Linked DNA regions of Homo sapiens: all the other regions are linked to region 1. Evidence: chromatin contacts called from ENCODE Hi-C or POLR2A ChIA-PET data. All regions are on one chromosome and are shown on one strand. Each heading gives the region's core, a stretch centred on a gene start or an enhancer-like site at or near the end of the contact. The rest is flanking DNA. Distances are from core to core; before and after follow the strand shown. Region 1 holds the start of SIK2 (salt inducible kinase 2). Region 2 holds the start of HSPB2 (heat shock protein family B (small) member 2). Region 3 holds the start of DIXDC1 (DIX domain containing 1). Region 4 overlaps DIXDC1 (DIX domain containing 1).

The links. Hi-C counts contacts between places; a loop is a spot of excess contacts on that map. ChIA-PET counts read pairs that join two places held with the same protein, here RNA polymerase II (POLR2A). Pooled maps may share reads with other maps.
Region 2: a pooled map shows a loop between it and region 1 (4-fold over the local background). The contact joins the promoter of HSPB2 here to the promoter of SIK2 in region 1. A Hi-C loop is called at or near these places in 9 of 168 maps with a recorded cell type or tissue (B cell, CD4-positive, alpha-beta T cell, CD4-positive, alpha-beta memory T cell and 5 more), 27 of 37 single-sample maps with no recorded cell type and 24 of 50 pooled maps. POLR2A ChIA-PET finds 5 or more read pairs at or near these places in 5 of 52 experiments (CD4-positive, alpha-beta T cell, GM12878, OCI-LY7 and 2 more).
Region 3: a loop to region 1 is called in a pooled map, with 3 times the contacts of the local background. The contact joins the promoter of DIXDC1 here to the promoter of SIK2 in region 1. A Hi-C loop is called at or near these places in 9 of 168 maps with a recorded cell type or tissue (B cell, CD4-positive, alpha-beta T cell, CD4-positive, alpha-beta memory T cell and 5 more), 27 of 37 single-sample maps with no recorded cell type and 24 of 50 pooled maps. POLR2A ChIA-PET finds 5 or more read pairs at or near these places in 6 of 52 experiments (CD4-positive, alpha-beta T cell, GM12878, OCI-LY7 and 2 more).
Region 4: a loop to region 1 is called in a pooled map, with 2.5 times the contacts of the local background. The contact joins the enhancer-like site here to the promoter of SIK2 in region 1. A Hi-C loop is called at or near these places in 3 of 168 maps with a recorded cell type or tissue (Caco-2, GM12878 and K562), 9 of 37 single-sample maps with no recorded cell type and 11 of 50 pooled maps.

Annotation. Positions count from the first base shown.
Region 1 is chr11:111,601,079-111,603,778 of GRCh38, forward strand. It overlaps SIK2 (salt inducible kinase 2), which reads left to right and starts at 1,371. Exons shown (of 15, transcript NM_015191.3): 1 at 1,371-1,620. The coding sequence starts at 1,486. RefSeq lists an enhancer at 757-896 and silencers at 987-1,426, 1,977-2,136.
Region 2 is chr11:111,911,484-111,914,183 of GRCh38, forward strand. It overlaps HSPB2 (heat shock protein family B (small) member 2), which reads left to right and starts at 1,251. Exons shown (of 2, transcript NM_001541.4): 1 at 1,251-1,440; 2 at 1,958-2,610. The coding sequence starts at 1,347. The coding sequence ends at 2,412. CRYAB (crystallin alpha B) reads right to left here and starts at 287. Exons shown (of 3, transcript NM_001289808.2): 1 at 41-287. The coding sequence starts at 241. HSPB2-C11orf52 (HSPB2-C11orf52 readthrough (NMD candidate)) reads left to right here and starts at 1,253. Exons shown (of 5, transcript NR_037651.1): 1 at 1,253-1,440. RefSeq lists an enhancer at 2,002-2,655.
Region 3 is chr11:111,935,920-111,938,619 of GRCh38, forward strand. It overlaps DIXDC1 (DIX domain containing 1), which reads left to right and starts at 1,424. Exons shown (of 20, transcript NM_001037954.4): 1 at 1,424-1,640. The coding sequence starts at 1,581. RefSeq lists a silencer at 1,201-1,300.
Region 4 is chr11:111,995,543-111,998,261 of GRCh38, forward strand. It overlaps DIXDC1 (DIX domain containing 1), which reads left to right. Exons shown (of 20, transcript NM_001037954.4): 16 at 1-22; 17 at 538-604. Among named protein-coding and RNA genes, the nearest start is that of DLAT, 29 kb to the right of the region's middle. Within about 2 kb of position 1,254, at least 3 of the 41 ENCODE cell types and tissues checked have a DNase peak (open chromatin) inside an H3K27ac peak, as active enhancers do.

The sequences.
Region 1 (2,700 bases), core at 121-2,620:
GGATTATAGGCGCCCACTACCACGCCCGGCTAATTTTTGCATTTTTAGTAGAGATGGGGTTTCACACAGGCTAGTCTTGAACTCCTGACCTCAGGTGATCCACCCGCCTCAGCCTCCCAAAGTGCTGGGATTACAGGCGTAAGCCACTAAGCCCGGCCCATTATTTATTCCTGATACTCAAACTGTCTCAGATTTGGTAAGGGGGGAGCACCTTCGAGCCATCTGCTTTCTTTTGACATATCTTCCTTGACATAGCCAAGAAATCTCCTTGCTTTAAGGAGCAGGATCTTTCAAGGGCATTTTATACTTTCCCTGTCTCTGCCCTCGAATGAGCCATCTCGCCACGGAGTCTGGCTCCTTTAGGTGGAGAATGGTATTTAGAAACCAAGATATAAAGGCATATGATACATCTCAAAATAGTGAGGTGTCACTGTCCCTGTTTCCTTGAGTCACATTTGGAAGCGTGGTGTGATTTATAATCCTACCTCGACTATTGCCTGTGTGACCTAGGCAATTCCCTTTATTCCTTGAGGTCTTCTTCGTCCTTTGGGGAAAAAAATTGGATTAGAGAAATATTTCTAAACTTTTTCAGAGTCACCAACGCGTTTGGGAATCTGACAGAAGCTACGGGTCCATCTCCCCAGAGACATGCTCACATAAGCAAAAACTGGCCTGTGTTTTAGGGGGTTCCAAACTCTGAAGCTCACATGAGGCTCCAAATCTCTGGATTAAGTGATCTCCAAGATCTCTTCAGCGCTGACATTGACATTCTGTGAGTCTATAAGCGACTGCACTGCTGTCAGAATGACTCCTCGGAGACATCAAAACGTGGAGGGTTTTATTATATATAGCAACGAGAAGAGAAAAGGACACAAAGAAAGGAGCCTGTGAGCAACGCATTGCTCAGCCACAGTTCTTTGCCGGTGCCAAATTTAGGACGCGCTGTACTTGTAGGTGAGAGGTTTTGGCGGGAAGGACCCCGGGTGGGCGGAGAACGCCGGGGCGGGGAAGGAGATCGCAGGCCGCATCCAGGTCTCTGCACCCCTCCGCACGGTCCGCCAGGGCTCGCTCTTGCCCTTCGCCTGGAAGGCCGAGGAACGGAGCGGGCCGAGCAGCGACCCCGCCCCTGGCAGCGGTGAGGCGGAGGGGCGAGGGGAGGGCGTCTGAGCCCGGAAGGAGCGCGCCGGCCAGGCTCGCGCCCCTCCCCGTGCGCCGTCCCCCACTCTCCAGCAGCCGACGTCGGCGGTGCTTCGGTCGCCATGGTGACCAATCCAGGCTCGGGCCCGCCCCCGCCCCCCTGCCCCGGCCCCCTGACGTCGGCGCACGTCAGCGGCGGCGCGCGCCTGGCTGGGCCCTGGGGAGCGGGAGGGAAGGAGCGAAGGAGCGAAGGAGCAAGCGGAGCGGCCGTCGCCCAAGCCAAGCCGCGCTGCCAACCCTCCCGCCCGCCCGCGCTCCTGTCCGCCGTGTCTAGCAGCGGGGCCCAGCATGGTCATGGCGGATGGCCCGAGGCACTTGCAGCGCGGGCCGGTCCGGGTGGGGTTCTACGACATCGAGGGCACGCTGGGCAAGGGCAACTTCGCTGTGGTGAAGCTGGGGCGGCACCGGATCACCAAGACGGAGGTGCGGCCCGGGGCTCGGCGGGAGCGTCCGAGGCGAGGGTTCGGGAGAGGAGCTGCTTACCGAGAGGGGCGGCCGCAGTGGTGGGACCGGGGAGACCCGAGAGGCCGCCTCACTGGCGGAGGCGAGCGGGCCTGGGACTGTGAGGACCCAGGAGGTGCAGGGGGTCGGTGAGCAGCGAAGGGATCGGGCCCGGGCACCCGGACCCGAGTGTCGTCCGACTGGAAACGCAACCAGCCGGGGCTTTGCTTTCCCCTACGCCACCCCCGGTGGCCACCCGGAATTTCGCCCAGAGCCCCCCACCCGGGCCGTGACCTGGTCTGTGGCCTCCGCTCCGGAGCCCAAGTTCCGCGTCTTCCCTGCTTTCGGCTGGGGGTGGGGTGGGAGGGGAAGTCTCGGTGTTCCCAGGCTGCGCCGTGAGAGACGTCGCCGGCCCGAGGAGGGGACCGCCTGCGCTTGGGCTCCGCGGATGGGGGATCGTGCGGCCCCCGTGACCCCGGCGCCCCTCCCCTGCCCGACGAGGAAGGGCCCCATGGCTGGGAATACCCCCACGGCCACTGTCCATCTCCTCTCCTTCCTTTTGGCCCAGGGTGTCTCTGATTTGGTGTCTGGCTAGCTTGATCTCTTGCCTGGGGCATTTCCATTTAATGCCCCAGACAATAGAACTGGTTAAAATGGTCATCTCTGCATTTGCACGGTGGGTGGATTGGTCTTCTACTTGTCTAGGGTTGTCACTGTACCAGGTGTGCATTCTGGCTGTAATACGCATTCTTTAAACCATATCAGATTCTGCCTCTACTCATAAAGCCCTCAACTGCTTCCTGACGGTGAATCCTGCACCCTCTTCATTGCACATTCTAATGCACCGCACATACTCTCTCACAAGTCTCTGTTCTTACCTAACCCGCCCCCCTTCCTTCCACTGCCTCAAGCTGCTCTCCTCAGGGTCTCTATTTTAAGACGTGCAAATTAAATACCTTAGAAGAACGGTAGAAACAAAACCATTCTTTAGAATAAAACCTAGTGGTTTTGACGTACTCTACTCTGCCTTATTGTAGTTCCTCCTGGAGTTTCATCCTTTTC
Region 2 (2,700 bases), core at 1-2,500, 310 kb after region 1:
CCAGTAAGGACTCTCCCGTCCTAGCTGTGGGGAGACTCACCTCTGAGAGTCCAGTGTCAAACCAGCTGGGTGCCCGCAGGAAGGAGGGTGGCCGAAGGTAGAAGGGACTCAGGGAAGTAGACGTCGGGAAAAGATCAGACTCCAACAGGTGCTCTCCGAAGAACTGGTCAAAGAGGCGGCTGGGGGAGTGGAAAGGAAAGAAGGGGCGGCGGATCCAGGGGTGGTGGATGGCGATGTCCATGGTGGCTAGGTGAGTGTGAGGGGTCAGCTGGCTGGTCAGCTCCTTCAGCTGCAGCTACAGCCAGCCCCTTATATATGCAGTCTTGTGAAGCTTCTGGAATGGTGATGTCAGGGGTTTTATTATCCTAGCTCACCAGCAGTTCATGGAGACTTGTGATCCGGGATTTGGCAATGTGACACATACCCAGTACTCACTGAGCTAAGAAAAGAGAGACACAAACACGTCTGAGCCGGCCAGTGACTTGTCATGGTCTTGTTTCACTAGCTTTCTGTCCACACCCAATGGCACCCACCCCCACCCCTGTTCTCTGAAGCTGGTACAGAGTCAGGAATCCCAAGCAGGCACGCGGGGTGGGGGGAGGATGGGAGCCGGCGTAGTGTGCCCCTCCTCCTCCTTTCCAGTCCTGAATGCCAGGGGAATCAGGCCAGCAACTATCTTGGGCCTGGGCAGGGACTGGAATCTTCCTAGGCTGAGCCCCAGGGACATTAACTCTTTGTGAGTCCTTGGAAGAGAGCAGTGATGGTCAACATGTCAGCACCAGCCATCTGCCTCGTGCCCTGGGTTGACCTGGGTTTAGGAGAGGATCCCACATCTGGGCAGAAAGACCCCACCCCCTGAAAAAAGAGCAAACAGATTTCTTGCATCTTTCGTTCTATGTGGCTCTCAGAACATTAAATCCAGGAGTGCTTTAGGAATTGGGTGCACAGTGCCTGCCACCGAAGAGGAGAAAATGAGGTGTGGAAACGTGCAAACCGTTTGTGAGGGTCTCAGCGAGGCCTCTTCATGCCCCAGGCACCACCAGCTCCCCCTCCCCAGCTCGTTCCCAGCCAGGACCCTCAGCTGTCCTCTCAGGCCCCCTGCGACAGCTGAAGAGTGTGCGGGGGAGGGGACTAGGGGTCCGGGCGGCGCTGGTCACACCCTCGTTGCTCTCACTCAGGGCCCCCACTCCCAGCCCCTCCCCCCCCAAGAGGCTCGGCACTATTTTGGGTGGTGTCGACCCCGCCCCCACCTCCTATCGAGCCCTGGCTCTCCGGGCAGCTGGAGGGGTCGCGCTGCGCCTGTTGGGGCTGCACCTCGGACCAGGGCTTCTGCTGCATCTGCAGCCATGTCGGGCCGCTCAGTGCCACATGCCCACCCGGCCACCGCCGAGTACGAATTTGCCAACCCGAGCCGCCTGGGTGAGCAGCGCTTCGGAGAAGGTATGGCACAGACACCACCCCCTTGCCCCCCACCCCCACCCCCTGAAATTCTGGGCTGACCTCCCAACGTTGCTGGCCTCCACCCCACTCTGGGCTTAACTGATCTCCTGGGACCAGCCACCCCCCACCCCAGACTACCCCTCATCCCCTCCAAGCAGAGATCTTTCCCATTCCTGCTGACCTCAAGACACACTTGGTGCTTGCAGTGCTGATACCTGCTCTTTGCCGGCCTGGGTGTGCCTCCTTGTCCCCCTTCTATCCACCCAGGCCGTTTGGTGCCTCCTCCTCCTCCCCCTCCTCCTCCTTCTCCTCCTCCTCCTCCCTTTCCTTTCCGTTCTCTTTCCCCTCTTCCGAGCTGCCTTCTCCTCCTAGCTACAGTGTGGCCTCCCTCCCGTTCCCTACTCCTCCTGACTCCCCTCTTGCTCTTCCCAATCCCTCCTCTCCAGATTTCCCATTTCGCCCCTGTGCCAGCCTCATCCTCCCTCATCCTGCCTCTTGCCTTCTCTCTGCCCTTTAGGCCTCCTGCCAGAAGAGATCCTGACCCCCACACTCTACCATGGCTACTATGTCCGGCCTCGGGCCGCCCCAGCTGGGGAGGGCAGCAGGGCAGGGGCCTCCGAGCTTAGGCTCAGTGAGGGCAAGTTCCAGGCATTTCTGGATGTGAGCCACTTTACCCCAGACGAGGTGACTGTGAGGACTGTGGATAACCTGCTGGAGGTGTCTGCCCGGCACCCCCAGCGCCTGGACCGCCACGGCTTCGTGTCCCGAGAGTTCTGCCGCACCTATGTCCTGCCTGCTGATGTCGACCCCTGGCGAGTCCGAGCTGCTCTCTCCCATGATGGCATCTTAAACCTGGAAGCACCTCGGGGTGGCCGACATTTGGACACAGAGGTCAATGAGGTCTACATCTCCCTGCTCCCTGCGCCTCCTGATCCAGAGGAAGAGGAGGAGGCAGCCATAGTTGAGCCCTGATTGCCACAGACCCAGCACCCAGCAAATCCCTCTCTACCTCCCAAGGTGATATGGGCAGCTGCCCACCACTCCAGAGGTAGCAGCATCCTTGGGGGAAGGGAAAGGTGCATGGTCCACAATGTATGGTTTGGTCCCATGGGACATGTCATAGCCTTGGTTTAGTTTTGGGTGGAGCTGAATAAACCCAAATCTCAGGGCCTTGTTTGTACTGCTCCCTATTCTGTGGCCGGGAAGCTGGGATGGGGAGGGAGGGAGGAGGTCACAGCCAGCTAGACAAAAAGCTCCTCA
Region 3 (2,700 bases), core at 174-2,673, 330 kb after region 1:
TTCTTTTTCAGAAACATCTTTGTGTTTAGCAGCTTTAGACATTCAGACAAGATATTGCTAGCCTGGCTGCTCTTGGTGGATTTTCTTTTTCTCTAAGGACCTGAAGAGGTCATTAGGTTGAATAAGAGCCATTACTGACTTTTCTGGCTAAGGTACTAATCAGGATTTGAGGAGGAATCTGGGTCTTCCAGAAAATCATAAGTGTAGACTCCTAGATCCTTGAGCTGCCTGTCACTGATTGGCTGCGTCCTTGGACAAGGCCCTGACCTTCTCTGAGCCCTAATGCTCTGTAAACCCTTCCTCTCCATCTGGGATCACGAGGTGGAATGTAAAATGAATGTTTTTTCAGCTTCGAGTTTTCCTATAGAAACAAGAGTTTGCACTGAGTTGCAAATGACTAGTATTCCTAAAAATAAATAATCAAGGCTATGACTTGAATAGCTAGAAACAGCCTAGAATAGCTTTCTGTTTCACTTGAGGAAGCTTTTTACCTCTTTCAAATGCACCAGGACATTTTTGCAGTCTTTATTTTAATTAAAGCCCATTTATTTTAAAACACATTAAAATATGGGTTGTATATTTTAGCAGTTATTTTATAAAGAATGAAATAGGAAAATTTTGGAAAAGGCTTGGTCATCCTTGATGTTTCTGTTGCGATCCTGCGTGATGTTTAGCACTGTTCTATTGAATGTGTTCTGATACCATCAATAACTAAAGTTCTTTTTATCCTCTTTTCCCCCTTTCTTCCTCTGCTCTTTCTCTTTCTTATTTCTTTCCCTTCTGCTTCCTCTTCTTTAGCTTGACCTCACTGTCCAGGGCCCATGTGGAAAAAGGTTGCTGTTTTCGGTTAGTCTGGGGGAAAATCCTATGATTCACTCCCTTTCCCACCCACCTTCTGGTGGGCCGTTTGTGGCCTTAAGTTAGCAGTGTGTGTGTGTGTGTGTGTGTGTGTGTGTGTGTGTTGCGCACCCTCCCCACGGGCACACCCGCCTGCAAGCCTGGTGTGTGTGTGCGCGCGCGCGGCTGCAAGCGCATGCATACGCCAGCCGGGCCGCCTGTTTGTCAACGTGTGTGTGTGTATGTGTGTATGTGTGTATGTGTGTGTGTGTGTGTATGCACACAGCGCGCACATACAGCAGCACGTTTGCCTAAAAGCCGTGTGAGTGTGTGTGTGTGTAGCGCACGCACACACGCCCGTGCTGCGGCCCGGGCGGGGGGGGGGTGTGCGCGTGCGTGCGGGCGTGCAGCGCGCGCCCTCGCCAGCCCGCCTGGCCGTGCGGCTTTCCCGCAGGAAAGCGGGGCTGGGGGCAGCCCGGCAGCGCCGCTCAACCTAGTGCGCGCCCAGTTGTTTCCATAGGAACCGCGACCGCGCCGGGCCCCTCCAGCGGAGGCCCCCGTGCGAGCATGCCCAGTGCAAGCCGCTAGTTTGGCTCCAGTCTAGGTTTCCAGTAAGTGGCATGCGGGACTCCGGAGGGATCCCAATGAGCTGAGCCGAGAGCCTTTGTGTGCAGAGGGAGGAGGAGGAGGCGGCGGCGGCCGCCGGGCTGGAGACCCCGCCCGGGGAGCCCCCAGCAGGAACAATGCTAGCCTGCCTGACCCGAGGGAACTTACTGGACGTCCTGCAGGAGGGCTTCAATGAGGTAACTGTCCTGCTCCTCCCACTCCTCAGCTCCCCTCCCCCAGCGTCTCCCGCCCAGTCTCCGGAAGGGGTCCTCCTCCTCCTCCATCCTTTGGGGACCCCAGAGCAAATCGCCCCCAGAACCCCAAAGGGGCTAAGGTGGTACTTACGGTGCAGATGGGTGAACCAGGAGAAATCAGAAGGGCTGCCTGCCCACAGCTAAGCTGGGCCATGACCTTCCCTGGTAGCTTACCTGAGCCCAAGAGGACAGGACCACAAATTCAGAAATCACCTCCTTCCAGAAGAGGGGGTCTCCATCCTCCCTAGAGCTTCTCTCTCCAAGGAAATCCTCAGGGAATCCCTGGATATTTGGCAAAAGTGCTCATCTATATCAGGAGCTAACCAGCGGAGCCAAGGGAGGGTGGAGTGGTACTGCATTGGTAGAAAGTTTGAGAGGGCAGGGGACTGTAGATGGTCCATGTGAAGTGCCCTCTTCATGTCTGAATCTCTTTCTGAGTGCGGGGCAGTAGATTTCTCTGCAATCAAGGACATGGTTGTCTGAGAGGAGCTACTGAGCGAGAGGGGACCTGGGTCCTGGGTCCAGGGAGCCAGCGCGTGCACCGGTCCATGTGAGAGCAGAGGAACTGGGGCCTCACTCTGACAGGCAAGATGGGCTAGGGCCGACAAGGGGTCATTTCCTCCCCACTTGTTTCTCTTACAATTCTGTTTATTGCATTTGCTTTTCTTGTGACCCAGGAAATTCTGGTTTGGGATGCTTCCCCCTCAAGATTTGCTCCATACGTCTTCGACTGCAGCTAAGCCCTACTCTTGCGGGTTGTCTTAGCCCAGCATCCAGGGAAACCTAGGCTGTTAGTTGTGTCTTTCTTCATTTCTCTCTCGCTCCTTTTCCTTCCATCTCTCTCTTTCTTCTCTCTGTGACTCTCTGAAATTTAAGATTTTTAAAATCAGTTTTTACTCAACATATGAATACATTGTCTTCTTAAATATGAGCATTTGATAGGCAAGACTGAAGTGCCTTTGGCTCCCCCCACCCATTCCAGCCTTTTCTCCAGAAATAACCA
Region 4 (2,719 bases), core at 4-2,503, 390 kb after region 1:
GCAGAAGAAACAAGAAAGAAAGGTAACCCTCTTGCTGTGGTATCTCTCTTAGGCAAGCTCCTGAGAAAGCTGGGTTTTAAGAATTTTAATTGAGATGAAGGCAGTGTGAAGAGATACAAGACCCTGTTAAAGGTTAGAGTTGTTTTTCTCTATTGTTTTTTCTCTCAGTGGAACTGACTATTCATCATGGTATGACAATCCAGAGAAGAAGTTCATGGTCATACTTGCTCCCAGCAACTGTAGCTGTGTAAAGATTGTGGCTCTTGACCCCACAGGGTCTCCCTTTACGCTTCTTCCCCTCCCACCTACCCCTGATTGAGCTTGGCCTTGGATGAGAAAATATACGGAAAATGCACTGGAAACCAGAAAGCCTTTCATATATATTATTATTGTTAGGATAAATATATTAGATTTTATATGTTGTGGAAGAGATGGTAGAAAAGTATGTAGTATTTTAAGCACACTTTTATGATTTAAATTTCTTGGTTAAGTTCTCTCATTGATCATAACTCTTGTGATTTTTGTGTGGCTCCCCAGGTTCGGGTCAAGTCACCCAGAACTCAAGTAGGTAGTGAATACCGGGAGTCCTGGCCCCCTAACTCAAGTAAGTACCCATTTTTGCTCAGTAGGGACTCCTAGCATATTAGACCAGAAATTTAGTATTTTTCACACTACATTTTGGGGATGTAATTTTTCTTGTAGTACTTCACTTTTATACTATTTTGTTTCTGTAGCAATACTGCAATTGAGTTAGTTCTAAGACTATGAAGACATATGCCATCACCACCCCCAGTGCCATTTAGCCACGTGCAGGCAGGATGCTGTTGACTCAGAGAGGCTAAAATATCTTTGAAGAACACAGAAGCTCAAAAGATTTATGCTGAAAAAGCAAAATATAAAACAACAAAAACACATACATACGTAAATTTTTCTACACTCCCAAACAGCACAAAAAAAATTTCCACTTCTTCCTTGAAGCAAGGCGTTTAATTTCTTTGGAGATATTCTTAAAACTTTGAGTGCTCAGGCCGGGCGCGGTGGCTCACGCCTGTAATCCCAGCACTTTGGGAGGCTGAGGTGGGTGGATCACCTGAGGTCAGGAGTTCAAGACCAGCCTGGCCAACATGGTGAACCCCATCTCTATTAAAAATACAAAAATTAGCCAGGTGTGGTGGCACACGCCTGTAATCCCAGCTACTCATGAGGCTGAGGCAAGAGAATCACTTGAACCCAGGAGGTGGAGGTTGTGGTGAACCCAGATTGCGCCATTGCACTCCAGCGTGGGTGACAGAGTAAGACTCCATCTCAAAATAAAATAAAAACTTTGAGTGCTTAAGGCGTTTAGTTTAAGTCCTGCAAAATGTTTGCACCATCTAATGGCCATGGCTAGGAAGTGTATTTTAACCTGCTCCGTGCCCACTCTATATTTTTTCCCATTTGTTCAAACTTGTTGGAAAGCTACCCTGCCTGGTAATTTCTATTTTAGTTTGTATTTTGCCTTTTGTGGCTTAGTAATGTTCATGTTTTCTTATCTTTTAATCAGGCCTAATCAAAAGGTATCTAATAATTTATAAAAACCAAATAGTAAAAAGCTGACTAGAAACAGTTTTGTATGTTACATATAAATTTTTAAAAGCACATTAAGAAACCTAAAGTAAAAATCTGAAAATACTTGCAAAAATATGAAATGTAAAATTTTTTTGTGGAGTAAATAAAATAGCATTTCAAACCTCTGATCCCAGATATCTTTTCCTCTTGGATGAGGTTATCTATGCTGGGAATGAAACAAATTTTTTTTTTTTAGCGGCGGGGGATGGAGTTTCACTCTTGTTGCCCAGGCTGGAGTGCAGTGGCGCAATCTCTGTTCACTGCAACCTCTGTCTCCCGGGTTCAAGCAATTCTTCTGCCTCAGGCTCCCCAGTAGCTGGGATTACAGACGTGCACTACCACGCCTGGCTAATTTTTGTATTTTTAGTAGAGATGGGGTTTCGCCATGTTGGCAATGAATTATTTTATTACCAGAATTAGTTTCAGTTTCCTTTTCTAGCAGTGTTTCAAAATAGTCATTTCTATTGTTTGTAGAGGATTATTATTATTATTTTATTCATTGATTTCTTCAGATTAGTGTAAACTGCCAATATAAATAGGTGTAAATACTTAGAAATTTCTTTTTTAAGTACAATAAATTCCCCCCCAAAAAATTACTTTGTGCATATATAGTATTTATTTAAAGTACTACAAATAAATCTATAGCTGCTTGAAAACTAAGATGTTAATCTAATGCTTCCAGTGATAACTGTATTCACAAATAAGCTGAAATATCTCTTATCTGAAAATACAAAAATCTGTGTAACTTCTGCCAGCTCTCTAGCTACTGACTTATTTCTCTTACTCCTGTACATCAAAATTCTTAAAAGAAGAGTCTATATTTGCTCTCTTTTCTTCCTCACTTCCTGTTCACTACTCAGCCCACTACAGTCTTTTATCTGTTACTTTGCTTAGTGTTCTTCTTGTTGGGTCTCTGTTGACTTTCTTGTCGCCTAATCAAGTGGTTACTTTTTAAACCTTATCTTTCATTGTCTTTTCAAAAGCATTTACTATTCTCTAAAAGTCTCCTGGAAACTTTCTTCTTCTTCAGTTTCAGTGTCATTCAGATATTCATTTAACATATTTACTAAGCATCCATTATTCACCATCAATGTTAGATGCTGGAGATATA